Regions from separate parts of the Mus musculus genome. Here region 2 is linked to region 1. A link is a loop called in an ENCODE intact Hi-C map of the cell type or tissue named here. Cell type or tissue: heart. All regions are shown on one strand. Each heading gives the region's core, and the rest is flanking DNA. Links, peaks and the distances in the headings are about the cores only. Region 1 holds the start of Aqp11 (aquaporin 11). Region 2 overlaps Gm39050 (a long non-coding RNA gene).

Region 1 (8,332 bases), core at 154-8,153:
GACATAGACAAAGAGAAAGGGCTTCATTTCTCTACAAACTTTATATTTTATGAAATAACTTTTTTTTTTTTTGACTATTGGCACCACAGAAATCTTAGCATTAAAAAGGAATTTTCCTTCAAATTTGAGGCAATCCTACCTCGGGCACCAGCATGGTAGGGTAACAGATGCGAGCTACAGTCTGGGAATCTTCATAAGGTTATAAAAGGGACAGTTGAGCCTGGGAAATGAGACTGGACTGTGCAGAAGGTCACCCACCTGACTGTGCTGCCCTGCCCTCTCAGCTCTAGGAAATAGATGGACTTGTGGGTGACAGAGCCATGTGGGACAAGACTGAGGCAGGATGGTGCTTAGTCACCCCCGAACTAAGGCAAGCGTTGCGACATACATCAGCTCAGAACACTGCTAGGCTCAAGGTCAGGGGAGCCCCGGCAGCTGTTCCCACTCTGCTCACTGCGGGCCACCCACGTGGGTGAATTCTTAGGAGTGCGGTGTTGTCATGAACTCTTGGACCCAGGCGGTCAGAACACGGGGTTTCAATTTCAAGCTACTCACTAAGCACGTTTTGCTCTGTGCTGGGCTCTGTGCTAAGGGGTTGGTTACCATGATTTCTGAAGCCAATCAGGTGGGAGAGACAGAGCTCCACACTGCTGACTGGAGAAGCCTGGGGCCTTCTTTCCAGAGACTCCCACGAGACAACGCTGGAATTATTTAGGGGCAGTGGTGAAGGATTTCTCTATGTAGACCAGGTTGACCTTGAACTCAGAGATCTGCCTGCCTTTGCAGAGATTGGGATGTGTGCTACCGGGGCTGGAGAGATGACTCAGTAGTTAAGAGCACTGACTGCTCTTCCTGAGATCCTGAGTTCAATTCCCAGCAACCACATGGTGGCTCACAATGGGATCTGATGCCCTCTCCTGGTGTGTCAGAAGATGATGACAGTGTACTCACATATATATACAATAAATAAATATTTGAGGGGAAAAAAAAAGACGTGTGCTACCACACAGGCTCAAATCTGGGATTCTTAACTTCAGTGCAGAAAAGAATTTCAGGATGAGTTGCTGTGAAGCAAACTGGAGTTTACAAAGAAGAGATTTTCTTTACACAGACTTCAATAGAAAGGCCCTCTTGGACAGGACAATAGCCAACCATAGTTTGGGTGTGGGCTTCTCAGGAATTGTAGTTAAGTGGCTTGGCCACAACTGCACACAATTGCATGTTGATTTTAGAAGCTTTTAGAATTCCATTGATGGAAGTTTTTCTAAGGGCTCCTTCCTATTATTACACACACACACACACACACACACACACACACACACACACACACATCCTTTTTGGTAAATATGAGTATAGAGTGAGTCATAAGATGTCTTGGATATGATTACAACCTGATGAGGTAAATCCTGGGTCACAAAGGTTATTCAAGGGAGATTAGATATATCTTTCACTAAATGGAGCTCCTCATGAGAAAACTAGAAAACTGGGGGAAAGGTTATGTTTCCTTAATCCCTATTCTAACATTCTCTCTCTCTCTCTCTCTCTCTCTCTCTCTCTCTCTCTCTCTCTCTCTCTCTGTGTGTGTGTGTGTGTGTGTGTGTGTGAGACAAAACAACCTTACAGCACTTATTGTTATATAATAATAGCATAAGGGCTACCGAAACAACATAAATAAATGTTTCAGACTGTGTTCCCATTAGAAGACTTTTTTTTTTTTTTTTCCCAAGACAGGGTTTCTCGGTGTAGCCCTGGCTGTCCTGAAGGTCACTCTGTAGACCAGGCTGGCCTCAAACTCAGAAATCTTTCAGCATGATCCAGCCCGGCTGTTTTCTTGTTTTACGGTGAATCTTGTCTGCATCATCTAATACGAGGTTCAAGTACTCCTCAATGCCAATAATGCAGCCATCTATCCCTCTTTCCCAATATTCACTTGCTCACACAGCCACACCGGAATCTGCCTGGCAAGTATCTGAACTTGAGGTTGGCGGACTGCACCATCACCCTCCACACCTTCTGTGGCCCTGGCCCTGGTATGCCATGGTTGGAAGTCACAAAGACCATCTAGGAGGAAGGTCGCCTCAGAAAGTGACTTCCAGAACTATTTTAATATTCCCTTTTTCCCCCCTTCCCTTTTGCTCCGGCCCCGCTCGCACTGGACCATAGGTTTTTTATTTGTTTTTCATTAAGGATGGTTGTGAGCCACCATGTGGTTGCTGGGATTTGAACTCACGACCTCCGGAAAAGCAGTCAGTGTTCTTAACCGCTGAGCCATCTCACCAGCACCTATTTTAATATTCTTATTTGGGATATCTATAAGGCAAACTTCACAATAGATGTTAACTGTGCTGGAATACTTGACTCTCAGCTGGTGCAAGACTTCAGCTCCAGGCTAGCTTCCTTTCCATGGCCCCTCAAACTCCCTTCTTTCCATCCTGCCTCAGGTTGTCCCAGGATTCTGGGAAGCCAACCAATCCAAGGGTTTCCTTCCCACACTGGATGCCAATGAGAACAAGCAAACAATGTTTTCTTAGTATTTTAATATCTCATGATGAAGATAACATAAACATTATAAACTTTGAGGACTTCATGCCTAAACCACCACCTGCAGGCAAGGTGCTTCCAGCAGGTAAAGGTGCCCAATTGAGGACTTGAGTTTGATCCCTGGGACCCACCTTGTGGAACACATGAGATTGGGCACAGCGACCCCCGTATGTATGTATGTATGTATGTATGTATGTATGTATATACATACATATATATATATGTGTGTGTGTGTGTGTGTATGCACATATATAAACATAAATAAGACAATTAGATAATTAAGCAAATGCATTCGATAAAAAATAAAACACAACATCCAAAGTTTGGAAATAGTGGCGATAGCTAGATAAAGTGTGAATATAATTAACGTCAATTTTACACATAAATGGATATATATATTTTCCCCCACACTTACGAAAAAAGTTCGAGTGTGGGTGAAGAAAACCAAAGCTCTAACACCTTGTCAAACCAGTCAAACCTCGGTTCTCACGCCCACTCCCAGTTGACCACAGCTCCTTCCCTGAGGGTCACCTCCTCGCTCCTCAACCTCAGTCTCTCCATTAGTAAAAACGGGGTGGCTGCAAAGATGACCTCTGGGGCTCCGTGGAGTACAGTTTCCGGAGTGTGCAAAGATCAAGGCAGAGTTCCCAAGCCACGCTCCGATCGCCACATGCTCTAGCACCAGCGTGGTGCGGTCTTAGGCTCGGGGTCCGGCGCTGAGAGCCCAGAGCTCGGGCGCCACGCGCGTGCGCAGTGGTCTCGGGGCCCTGGCCCTGTGCTGAGGGAGGCGGCGGAAGGCGGGTGCGCGTGGGGCTCTACAGACCGTTGTCCCCTCCGCCAGTGCCCAGGGACAGCTCCCTCGCCGCCTCCTTTCCCCCGCCCTCCCCCCCTCCCCGGCTCAGGTCACATCTGCACAGCGCAGCCGGGGAGGGGAGGAGCCCTCCAGCGCGGAACCCGGGCTCTCCACTCGGCCCGCCCCTGAGGGGCGTGGGAGGGCGGGGCGGCGGACTTCGGACTCCAGCCCCCGACGCTCCTCTGTCCCTGCCGCCCTCAGCCATCCCCAGCGGTGAGGGAGCCATGTCCGCGCTACTGGGGCTCCGGCCCGAGGTGCAGGACACCTGCATCTCGCTGGGGCTAATGCTGCTGTTCGTGCTGTTCGTGGGGCTGGCCCGCGTGATCGCCCGGCAACAGCTACACAGGCCCGTGGTCCACGCCTTCGTCCTGGAGTTTCTAGCTACCTTCCAGCTCTGCTGCTGCACCCACGAGCTCCAAGTGCTGAGCGAGCAGGACTCTGCGCACCCCACCTGGACTCTGACACTGATCTACTTCTTTTCCTTGGTGCATGGCCTGACCCTGGTGGGCACAGCTAGCAACCCGTGCGGCGTGATGATGCAGATGATTCTGGGGGGTATGTCCCCCGAAATGGGTGCCGTGAGGTTGTTGGCTCAGCTGGTTAGCGCCCTGTGCAGCAGGTACTGCATAAGCGCCCTGTGGAGCCTGAGTCTGACCAAGTACCATTACGACGAAAGGATCTTAGCTTGCAGGAATCCCATCCACACCGACATGTCCAAAGCGATCATCATAGAGGCCATCTGCTCCTTTATTTTCCACAGCGCTCTACTGCACTTCCAGGAGGTCCGAACCAAGCTTCGCATCCACCTGCTGGCTGCACTCATCACCTTTTTGGCCTATGCAGGTTTGTTATTCCTACCAAACACTTGGCAGTCCGGAGCCTCTATGACCAGAGGTTCTAAGTTCTTTACCGATACATTTGAGCACCCCCTGCACCCTACCCTGGGCCACTTATTATTCTAACCACCTTGCAGCCTAGCAGTTGGAGCCAACATACAGATCTTCATTCATTGCTGTTTTGAACACCCAGAGAAAGCAGACACTCCGGTGCCGAAACTAAGATCGTGGCAGATTACTGCCAAAGGCTTAAATAGCCCACAAAGGGATTGTTTTAATGTTAGAAAGGCAGCTTATCAGTTACGGCTCTCATGCCAAGGTGGTATAGATTGCTTCTGACACTCTTACTGAGAAACGATCCGGTCAAAAAGTTCCTTCGAGCTTAAAGTGCACGATAGGTCAGTAGTTGACCGCGAGGAGAAGCAGTTCTGTAGCTGCATTCACGTCCTACTTTTTTCCTACAAATTACTTGTCATATTCCTTATGTGGAGTTGCACGTGGACTTTTAAGTAGACTCCCATGAAAGGTGTGTTTCAAGTTTAAACTGTTCTTGTTTTGTTTTTACGAGACAGGGTTTCTCTGTGTATCCCTGGCTGTCCTGAAACTCACTTTGTAGACCAGGCTGGCCTCGAACTCAGAAATCCACCTGCCTCTGCCTCTCAAGTGCTGGGATTAAAGGCGTTTGCCACCACAGTCCGGCTCAAGTTTAAAATGTTTTTAAAGATGCTCTTTAAAAACAAATCATTCTCAGCTGGGTGTGGTGGCACACGCCTGTAATCCCATCACTCAGGAAGCAGAGGAGGAGGATAATGTTAAATTCGTTGTCAGACAGTGCTAAATACTGAAACCCGGTCTAAGGAAAACAAAACAAAAACAAGAAAAAAAAACCCTCCAGAAGTCTTATTTACTTGTTTACTTTCACAAAGCTTAGCTGCAGTAGCAATTCAAAAATTGTTTAATGATAAAATGCGCCTTTTAAAAGAGTGTGTCATTTAAAATAATGAAATACTTTTACTGGGATGATAGTGGAACTATAAAGAATGTTTTAGAGGCATGAATATAAATAAAGGACACCTAGTGACAGTCTTAATACTTCTTGTACTCATTAAAAGGGAAACCCTGCCTAGCACTGCCCTTCTGGGCTCAAGCCAGGGCACAGTAAACAAAACCCCTTGACTTCCAGTGTAGGCTTGACTTCCTGGGGCAACATGAAAGACTTCAGAAGTCTCCTTTCTTTGAATCTAGCATTGTTTTTTTAGTTGACACACAGGAAAACACATTGTGTGGGATAAGAGAAGTGGGCACGTGCTATTTGAGGGGCCAGTGAGAGTTTCAGCTAAAGCAGAAACTCCCGCTGTGCATGAGCAGTTCTACCACAGGAGAGTTCTGTGCTTGCCCATTAAAGCAGCAAAGAGCTGTGCAGGTGATTCATGCCCGAGATACTAGCACTGGACAGGTAGAGGCAGGAGGAATAAAGTCTTCTGCTACTGACTGGGTTTGGGTCAGCCTGGGCTACATGAGACCTAGTCTTTAAAAACAAGCACACAAAAAATAAAAATCTGAGATTGTTTTATAATTAAAAAGAACTTAAGGACACCTAGATCTTTCTCACCCCCGAATTGTTCCTCCTGCCTCTGTTGATAGTTGTGAAGTTGGTGTTCTTCCTGTACTTTTATGCTCTTAGCACCAAGTTATGATTCCATAAATAATGTATTTACTACTAACTATTCCTGGGCTGGGGATGTAGTTCAAAGATAGAACACTTGCCTTTATGCACATGGCCCTTGGCTCTTGTGAGGGGTAAAAACGTCTTCCAAAAGAGAAGAAAAGTGACCCTTGGAGTTATTTCTAAGTAAGAGGCCAATGGAGAAGGTCTCTAGGATGTCAGTTTAAGGGTCTGAAGCTCGGCTGATTTCTTGTCGTGAATACTCAGGACTAAACCAATCTCTGATGCAGACGTTCTCAACAATCTCTTTCCAAATCTCTGGAGTTTTAAAAATATACCCATTCTGGTGCAGATCTCAGCATCTAACTGCTCTGGGAAGGGGCGGAGGAAGTGTCAGAGTTTAAAGTTCTGCCCAGGCGATCCGATTATGAAACCGGTTTTGAACAATGCTCTAGAGTGGACCTGCTTTGTCCTGCTCAGCAGCCACTGGCTCCAGGTGCCTATTTAGATTGAAGTTAAACTTCAGCACTTCAGACTGTATGTGCATTCCTCCGTCACGCCTCACTGTACTAGAGCTGGTGGCTCTGGTATTGGTCAGGGCCGGAGACTGCAGGGGTGGAACCAAATATACACTGGTTATAAAGCTACATGCCTTTCTGCCAATATAAAAGAGATAAGAGTACTCCCTAGGTACCTGTTATAGACCCAATCACTTTGCTAAGGAATTCATGGGTTACCGTAATTCTCACAGTTACCCAGGACGGGCACATTATTCTTCTTCCCATTTTAAGTAAAGCAAATAGCACTGGGGAAAGAAGTGACCTGCCTCAGGTTGCAGCGAGGCTAGGCTGGAACCATGGCTCACACTGCTGGGTATCAGTTTAACGATGTAATTATCAGCATTTCCATAGTGTGCACAGATTGCTTGGCTATAAAAGGGAGTAAAGTTCTGACATATGCTACATGGATGAACATAATGTTAAGCAAAAGAAGCCTGGCTTTTTTTTGTTTGTTTGTTTTTGTTTTTTTTTCGAGACAGGGTTTCTCTTTATAGCCCTGGCTGTCCTGGAACTCACTCTGTAGACCAGGCTGGCCTCGAACTCAGAAATCCGCCTGCCTCTGCTGGGATTAAAGGTGTGTGCCACCACTCCCGGCTTAGAAGCCTGGCTTTAAAAAAAAAAAAAAAACAAACAAAACCCAAAACAAATACTGTGTGACTCTGCTTCCAAGAAATACCTGAAACAGGCAAATTCAAAAACTGAGAAAGTAAATAGAAGTTACTGAGAGAGCAGGGGGTGAGGGTAGACTGGGTGAGGATGCACTATTGAGTAGGAATAGGATTTGTGTTGGCAGCAGTGAAAAAAAAAACACATGAAAACTTAGGGTCAGGTGTGGTGGCTTAGTACTCAGGAAGCAATGGGGAGAGGATCAGAAATTCAGGTAAGCCTGGGCTATGTAGTGACTTTGAGGCCAGCCTAGGCTACACAAGATCCTAACATAAATAGGATGAAAAAGAAGACACGGGGGAAATGTTGAGGGGCTGGACCACTTTTGGGTAAAGTTGGTGCTGATGGCCACGCAGCACTGTGAATACAAAGAACAGCAAATGGTGTGCGTGATGATGTGTGTGTATGAAAACTTAAAGCTTTTCATTATTACACAATTCTGTTGCCAATAACCCCTTAAGCCCTGGATTAAGCAGGTTTCTAAGGTTAAGATCTTATAGAGACATCACTTTGTTCCTATGTAGTGTGAAACCCCAAGAGGAGGATGTGAAACAGGTTTGGGGTCCTTTCTGTCTAGAGTCTGTAGCCTAAAAGAACGCACCTTGGAAATGGCCGCTCCTGGACTTACCATTCCTGTTACTTTGCAGATAATAAGTCATGACTGTTCCAAAGATAATGGACTGCCTTTGACTGCTAGAGTGTCTGATAAGGATTTGAGCAACAGAGCAACAGGCTCATAGGACTGTGCATTCACTGCTTAGCACTCGTTTTTAATGGGTGGAAACTAAGCCTATGGCTGGATATACGCTAATCACATGCTGTGCCCAGCACTGAAGGTTCATATGTAAGCCGAGGCTACCTATATGATACCAATTATAGACACATTGGCTTTCCTAACAAAAGAAAAAAGCTCTGGCCGGGCGTGGTGGCGTATGCCTTTAATCCCAGCACTTGGGAGGCAGAGGCAGGTGGATTTCTGAGTTTGAGGCCAGCCTAGTCTACAAAGTGAGTTCCAGGACAGCCAGGGCTATACAGAGAAACTCTGTCTTGAATCCCCCCCCCCCAAAAAAAAAAGAGAAAAGCTCTGTAGCTAAGCAGAGTTACGAACTATTTTTTTAAGATGGAGTCTTCTCTTGCTTTGTCACTACCTAGGCTGCTTTCAAACTCAATTGGTCCTTCCAAGTGTCTAGAGAAGTTAAATGTATTTATT
Region 2 (8,332 bases), core at 317-8,316, 50 kb before region 1:
TCAATGTACTCAAGTACCAGGAACATTACTAGACACGATATCCAAACATATCTTGACCTCAAGTAATTCATAAAGACAGGCCTAGTGGCACAGGCCTGTAACCCCAGCTACTCAGAAGCTAGACAAAGAAGGATTCCAAGCTCAAGGCATGCCTGAGCAACTTAGGAAGGTCCTGTCTCAAAATATAAAGTAGAGCTAATGAGATTGGTCAACAGGTTAAAAAAAAAAAAAAAAAAAGCCCTTGCTTTAATGAACATACCTAATCAGTTCCACCCCTGAAACTCACTGTGAAAAGAGAGAATGAATCATCTCCTGAAAGCTGTCCTCTGACCTCCACAAAATTTCCACTAACACGCACGCACGCACGCACACACACACGCACGCACGCACGCACACACACACGCACACACACACAATAAGGAAGTGGAAATTTAATAATATATAGGGCTGACAAGATGGTTCATCAAGAAAAGATGCTTCCTGCCAAGCCTGATGACCTTAGTCTGATCGCCAGGAAAGAGAATTCCCAAAAGGTGACTTTGCATAAGCTACACCTCGGATGCATGCACTCACAACACAATAAATAAGGAAAACGTAAAAAGGGGGGGGGGGGGCTAGTTTCATTCTTCAACATGTCAAAGAAAAAAATTTTTAAAAAGGAAAGAAAAGAAAAGGAAAGGAAAGGAACGGAAAGGAAAGATAAAAGATTCACAGGCCACTGAACTTAGTGGTCTCCCAGTTAGGAAGCTAAAAGAGAATCACAAATTCATTGCCTGAGCTACAGAATGAGTCCAAGGTTGGTTTTTGTCTCAAAATTTAAAAATGCTCAGTGTAAGACATCCAAGGGCTGGGGATATAGCTCAGCAGTAGAGCACCTGATCCCTAGTACCATAAAAAAGGAAGGAAAGAAGGAAAGAAGGGGCTAAAGCTCAAAGATGAAGACTCAAATTTAATTGCAACTGATTACTAAAGGAGTACTACAAAAATTCTAGACTCCTGAGCCAGAAGATGGAAGAGTAACTCATTCCCAGAGATGGAAGAGGGAAGAGGAGGAACTATTTCTCAGAGGTCCAATAAAGAATTCTCCACAGGCAAATAACAGGTAGGAAGCAGCACTCCAGGCAAAGCAGCAATTCGGAAAAGAGAAGAGAAGAGGAGGCGGAGGACAGAACCCAGAAAGTTTAAGGATGCAAAAGTAGGCAATGGTCAGCTCTCCAGGAGTTTCTTATTTCACACTAAAAAGTTTGAAGGTAATCCTTCAACTGTGAAAAGGGGGGTGGGAGGGGAGGAAGCACTGATAGACCAGGTTTTGTTTTACAAAGACCCCTCAAGGTACACAGCTTCCTGCAAACCTAGCAAAAGACCTCAAAACAGGTACTCAGAAAATATACATGGAGTTGAACTGGATAAGCTTTTTATCAAGTAAACTCTTACAGATGAAGGGCCACTTTCCCTACGGACTTGCTGTGGCCAGGACTTGTAGGACAGGTCCAGCAACCTTAATTACTGCGCACCATTCTCTGTACAACTGGAGTCCCCCAGAGGACCTTCATTGTTTACAAGTCTACCTCACCCACTAAACTTTGAGCTCTTGGTCTTGTGAGCAAAGACCAGCTGTATTGATGTACTTGAAATCAGCACAGACTTTAGCAGGCAGCTTGAAACACTGTAGCACTTCAGATTGTAGCAGTAATATTGGATAAACAGATGAATAAATAAGTAAATTGATCAGGCCAAGCCATGAGTTCACTTAGCAGGTTAAGACTAGAATAAGCTTCAGGAAATGTCAGAGTCCGAGTTGCCAAAACTCTTTGAGAGGTGGCTTCTAGTTGAGATGGTTTGTGTACATGTGAACATAAGATTTCCAAGTAGAATGCGTTACAAGTGCAGACAGAAGAAATCTCTGTGGGCCTCTGGGAGCCCCAGTGGGGAGAAGACTGTTGTGTCAGGAAGGAAGCAGAATGGATGCCAGCAAAGACTCCAAGGTGGAGAGGATTCTTCAGTGGAATCCCGAAAGCTGAGCAGATGATTGCTAGCTAGCTGCTCATTTCTGAACTTTAAAAGCAAACTCTAAGAACTTTAAGGCTGGGTGTGATCAATTCAAGGTCATATTGGAAGGAGGTAATGCCTAATGAGGCATCTCTGTACCGCTGAACTCCAGTTTTCCTCCTGACAGAGTTGAGAGACCCTTAGACATAGGGGACAAAGGTTTTTCTCAAGAACGATTCTTAAGATAGAAGTACTAACTTGATTAATAACCTCTTCTTTTACCTTTCACAGTTCTGGAAATATCGTAAAGGATAAGGTGATTATCCAAGGGGTTTAACATAAGAAACAGGATACAAGATATTTTTTAAAGGCACTCAATAACTGTCAAGTATTCTTCCAAAAACACAGTATCGTTTACCTTTAAAAGATCCAAGATAGTGATGGTTGGAAGAACTCTGCCTTTGAAATAGACTAAAAATGGGCGTGGGGAAAAAAAAAAAAAAAAAAAAAACCTGATTCTCGTTCTAAGTCTGTGAGGAACTTCCCAAGTTACGGAGTATTCCTGGGGTGAAGGTGGGGTCATTTGCTACCCGTCTATTTTACAAGGCGATGAACCTGAAAAGTGATTCCCAAGCCGGGACCGACCACGGAGAATAAACCCTCATTGCTTCACTTAGCATCTGCGTCGCGGGCCAGTTTTAGCGTCTCAGGACCCCGAAGTTCCGGAGGGAGTCAGTCCGGAACCGAGACCGGGACCTGTGGGCCCTCCCCAGCCCCAGCGCCCGCCCTCGGGGCTCCCCAGCGCCCCGACTTCGGGAACCCGCGGTCGCATAGGAGCTGACACATGGGGGCCTTTGTTGGCCCGAAGGGAGCGGTCGGCCTCGCGGGGCGGCGCCCGCCTCGGCTCACCTGGCGCCCCGGTCCGCCCCCCCAACTCCCCGCCCCCTCCGAGCGCCTTCCCCAGCCCCGCGCCCTCGCCCGGCCGCCGTGATGCGGGGAGCACTGTCGCGGGAGGCCAGCTCTCACCTTCTGCGCTCGCTCCACTCCTCCTCCTTCTTCTTCTCCTCCTCCTCCTCTTCCTCCTCCTGGCGGCCGCCAAACCCGGAGAGAGAGCGCGGGAGTGTGAGCCGGCGGGCGCCCCGCGTTCTCCTCTCGCCGCTCGCGCCGGGTTCCTTCAGGCCCGGGGTCTGGAGGGCGGGCCGCTGCGGGCCGCGGGGAGCGGGAGGCGCGCCGGGACTATGAGGGGGCGGGGTGCGCTCGCTAAGGGGAGCCTTCCCTGAGGACACTGTGGAGAGCGCGGGCTCTGAGGGGGCACCGGCGACTGCGAAAAGCCGGTGATAGCGGACAGGACTCCGCGCAGCCTAGAGGTGCAGTGGGACGGGGAGGTGTAGGGCAGCGGCGAGGAGTGCCCACCGTGCGGCGGTACCTTCGGCCCCGGTCGCAGCCTTGCTATTGTATGTAGCCGGGCTGGCGGCCGCCGCGCCCTACGACCCCGCCCAAGCCACGCCTCCTTCGTTCGGGCCCGCCCCCTCTGCCCGGCCTCCGCCCCCCGCAGGTGGGAGGGGGCGGGGAGCGCCGGACAGACCCACGTGAACCAGGCCAACACGGCCAGGGGGCGAGGTGGGGCGCCGGGATGACGTCATCAGCACTTGACGCCAGAGGCTAGGGAATCACCTGGCTGCCGCGTGACGTCATTGGGCCCGGGCGTCTGCTGTGAGCTGTCGCGGTCTCCCTCTTTGAAGCGGCCTTTTCCCTGAAATGTGGATGCTCTGTCAGATGGTTAATGTGAAGTCAGAGTGGAATGCGGGTGGCCCCTTGAATATAAAGCATCTTGGCATCCCTGGGCTCGTCACCAAGAGCTGAAAGTGTGAAAACTGTCTGATCTCACGTCACGTCGGACCCAGACATCTACTCTTCTGTTTGTCTTGGGGTTAGAGGTCTGAGAATTAGGGTAAGGGCTGGGGAAGAAATAGTGGAGACTTTTAAGCTATACTGGACTCAGGTTGAAATAAAAAGTCTGCTCTTCTCCCACCACTGAGGCTATTTTTGACGCAAACCTTTTACCTGAGCTCAGATTCTGTTTTTCTCAATACCTGTAAAATGGCATTCATCACTTGCCTGTCCTGCTATACCTCAAATTCAGTACATCCAAAACCGAGACAAATTACTCTGAGCCAAAACTCAGAGCCTTATTTCACACACCAGATATCCAAGTTAAGTTGAATTCCTAACCCATAATTTCTTAATAAGTTGCACCTGGCTATCCTAATTTGACTTCTCTAAGCTTCAACTTAACAACAACAACAACAAATGCAGTTTAGCATGCATTGCCCTTGAAAATAATAGCTATTTCTGATGACCTTTCCCCTTCATGTTCTCAGCCAATGATCACCATTCAACAGCCCTCTAATCAGATCCTTGTTCTCAACATTAATTTCAAATTGTCCTTCCTGCTTGTAAGCTGAAAAGAAAACAAAAAATAAAAAAAAAACAAAAACAAAACCACGTCAAGCCTTGTCCAAACTGCTGGTCACCACCAGCACCTGGGCAACAGAAGCAAACTTTCCTCTCTCAAAATCAAAATCTAACTCATTATGCTCAGTGGTCTCCAGGGAAGCTTTATAAAGCTACAAAACTGATGATTGCTTCCCCACGTTTAAACAGTCAGAGACACTTTATTGCTTTTAGGATAAAGTCCAAACTTTAACGCAGCACTTACAGGCTGGCTGTGTATGACAACCTTTCTGGCTTCGTCTTGAGCCACATAAGAATCCTACCTAACATTTTTTAACATTCTTTTTTCTATCAAGAGCCCTTCCTTCATTATCTGACTTGAAAACACCTATTCCTTTTACAAACTAAAACTCCAATATCATATTAATCTAGGAGTTTGACTAATATTTCTAAGGTTCCCTGAATTTAATATTATGCCCTTTCTAATCTGCCTATTTATTCCTCTCTCTCTCCCACCTCACCACCTTTCTTTCTTTCTTTTAAGATTCCTGGCTGGCCTAGAACCTGTAACAGTGCTCCCAAGTGTATCACCTCTGGCCTGGCTATTTTATCCCAAGCAGTACAAATTGTAATAACTGTAATTGTGTATCTGACTTCATCAGTTCCACAGAATAAACCCACCTGTACCTCCCAACTTGGAGCAGTGCTTGATACATAGTATCAATCAATTTATTTAAAAGATATTAAAGTCTAGGTGGAGGCATAGACCTTTAATCCTGGCATTCAAGAGACAGAAGCAGGCAAATCTCTGTGAGATCCAGAAGCCCTATATCCAAAAATAAAAATTAAATTAAAAATTAAAAAACTGTATTTAATAAAAGCTTACTGTGTGGTAGATGCTGTTCTGAGCCCTTCATTAATGCTATCTTGCTAAACAAACCTACAACAACCCTTCCAGGTTTCCTCCTGTCCCTCTCGTCCTTTGATGAGGAAACTGTGGCATGTACACAGAGCATAGTTTATCCCAGGATCACAACCCAGGAAATGTATCCTAATCTACACTCTCTTTGCACTGTCTCCACAGCAAGCAAATAGCAGCTCTTTCAGAATGCTAGTATTCTGACCACTGTAGAGAGTACATGTGGTTCCCTCCATGACGAAACACTTAGCAGGTGTGATTAAATCAGGACTTTGAGATAAGAACCGCTCTGCTCTTGAGAGCATATTCAAAAGAGGGAAACATGCAAGAGCACACGTCTTCTTTGGATCCTCTGGCACCTTGGTTTGAACCCATACACACCCATCCATTTTGAACTTCTGAATTGTCACTTTGTATAGCAAGTGTGTAATTTTTAAATTGGATATTTTATTTATTTACATTTCAAATGTTATCCCCTTTCCCGTTTCCCCTCTGCAACCCCCTTTTGCCATTCCCCCTTACTCTGCTTCTATGAGGTGCTCCCTCACCCACCTACTCACTCCTGCCTCACCACCCTAGCATTCCTCTACACTGGGGCATCAAGCCTTCACAGGACCAAGGGCCTCCCCTCCCATTGATGCCAGATAAGACCCCTTCAGCTCCTTCAGTCCCCTCCCTAACTCCTCCATTGGGCTCCCTGTGTTCAATCCAATGGTTGGCTGCAAGCATCCGCTTCTGTATTGGTCAGGATCTGGCAGAGGCTCTCAAGAGACAGTTGTCTCAGGCTCCTATCAGCAAGCACTTCTTGGTGACTGCATGTGGAATGGGCCCCAGGTGGGGCAGTCTCTGGATGACCTTTCCTTAAGTCTCTGCTCCACTCTTTGTTCCTGTATTTCCCTTAGACAGGAGCAATTCTGGGTTAAAATTTTGGAGATGAGTGGGTGTCCCTATACTTCAACCAGGGGGCCATGCCTAATTTCTAGATATGGACTCGACAGGAAATATCCCCTTTGTAGGATATTTGAGCTAATGTCATCCCCGTGGGGTCCTGGAAGGCTCTTGCTTTCCTAGCATCTGGGACTTTCTGGTTGCTACCCCCAGTTCCCCATCCCCCACGGCTACACACCTCTGTTCAATTTCCTGACCCTCTGTACATCTCCTCCATCTCCTCCCATACCTGATTCTTACCCCCTTTTCCCCTCTCCGTCTTCTCTTCCTCCCAAGTTCCTCCCACCCTCTACTTCCCTTGATTATTTTGTTCCCCCTTCTAAGTAGGACTGAAGCATCCACTCTTTGGTCTTCCTTCCTCTTGAGCTTCATGTGGTCCATGAGTTGTATTTTGGGTATTCCACACTCTTTGCATAATATCCACTTATCAGTGAGTACATACCATGAAGTGTGTATTGTTTTAGGCCACTACATGTGCTAATTTATTCCCTAGTCCAGAAAGAATTCATCTCCAGTCAAGGGTGGGGCTTGTCTATGTTAGTAAAGTGGAAGGGGTGCTTGCTAGAAGGTGCATCCATCTAATGTGTCCACCCAATTGTAAGACACCACTTGCTATGCTGTCCCTAACCCCCTGCCAAAACTAATAATGAAGACAGCTCTAGCACACCAGTACATTGTGTTTCTTTGTTTTCATTTTAGACAGGGTCTTGCTATGTAGCCCAGAGCTAGCTCCAAAGCCAAGACCCTCCTGCCTCAGTGTGCCCTAAGTACTGAGATTGCAGGCATGGTGCTTCACACTCAGCTCTTCATTCAGGACATCACTTTCAACATAGTCTGCTCCTCCAGCTGCCAAAGAAGAGCAGGGTTTGTCATGTTGTCAGTCTTCTCTGGAAATTTTCTGGATTTTACATTATGTCCTGAATTGACAGGCACATGAGTGACCTAAGACTGATATTTCTTCAAGACTCTCAAAATTGCAAACAAAATCCAACCAACTACATGAAATTGTAAGTGACTAGAGCACACGTTTGGCAGGGCTGAGATTTCTCCAAAAGGAATGGAAACTAGTGCATACATAGGTAGAAATTCTTTAGAATGGTGTGTGGCCTGTGGGACTCACTAAAGTTTGATAAAAGTTCTATCATTTGATATTTAATTTATCTGAGTAGAAAGTTTTTTGTGCTGGCTAGTTTTATGTCAACTTGACAAAGCTGGAGTCATCTGAGAGGGGGAAATGTCAATCAACTGCAGAAATTCTCATCACCTGAGGGTTGTCCCCAGGATGTTGATGCCCCTGAACTTGATAGCTTTGTTTGCAGGTCCATATCACAACCTGATACCAGAGAAGTTGCTGCAGGAGAGAGAGGAAAGTGTATGGTGGACACTGGGTCAGTGCTGCAGCCTAGAGAGAGTCAAACTGTCCAAGGCTGCAGCTGAAATCAGAGATGGACTCAGGGAAGGTAATACCAGAAGTGTCTGCTGCAAACTGCTCAGGTTTCATTTATAGGTTCATCTTATAAATCAAATTTAATAGATAATGGCAATCTTGTTTACACTCCTGTCTGAAAGGTATGTGAATTTTAATTCTCTATAACCTCAACAATTTGGGATTACCAATCTTTACTGTTTTATTTATTACAGGCAGTACATAGTGTGTGACAGGGTGTTCTTGCTTTAATTTACATTCTTCTGATCACCAAGTAGCTGAGCACCTGTGCATAATAGGTCCATAGCTGTCTGAGTTTGATTTTTTTGTGGCTGCTTTTTTTTTTAAAGTATTTACTATTATATCTAAGTACTCTGTAGCTGTCTTCAGACATACCAGACCAGGGTGTCGGATCTCATTATCAATGGTTGTGAGCCACCACATAGTTGCTGGGAACTCCCTCTGGAACTCCCTCCGGAAGAGCAGTCAGTGCTCTTAACTGCTGAGCCATCTCACCAGTCTCTTTTGTGGCTGCTTAATGGATGATTTAACTAATTGGATCTGAGATCAGGTCTCACTATGCAGATCAGGTCGAC

Evidence for each region. Peaks named below come from ENCODE experiments on the same cell type or tissue, not always from the same donor. Only the 100,000 strongest peaks of a DNase experiment are listed, where the experiment ranks them.
Region 2: a loop joins it to region 1, with 5 times the contacts of the local background. A loop is called at or near these places in 4 of 42 quality-filtered maps.

What each region holds. Positions count from the first base shown.
Region 1 is chr7:97,733,274-97,741,605 of GRCm38, reverse strand. Aqp11 (aquaporin 11) reads left to right here and starts at 3,359. Exons shown (of 3, transcript NM_175105.3): 1 at 3,359-4,237. The coding sequence starts at 3,619. In heart, for the core only: no CTCF peak of the experiment used is centred there; a DNase peak (open chromatin) is centred at 3,455; H3K4me3 peaks cover 1,880 bases; H3K27ac peaks cover 1,220 bases; H3K27me3 peaks cover 288 bases.
Region 2 is chr7:97,783,658-97,791,989 of GRCm38, reverse strand. All of the region lies in intron 1 of Gm39050 (a long non-coding RNA gene), which reads left to right. It also overlaps a transcript of Pak1 not described here. Among named protein-coding and RNA genes, the nearest start is that of Gm39050, 13 kb to the left of the region's middle. In heart, for the core only: no CTCF peak of the experiment used is centred there; a DNase peak (open chromatin) is centred at 3,549; H3K4me3 peaks cover 1,631 bases; H3K27ac peaks cover 1,153 bases; H3K27me3 peaks cover 4,620 bases.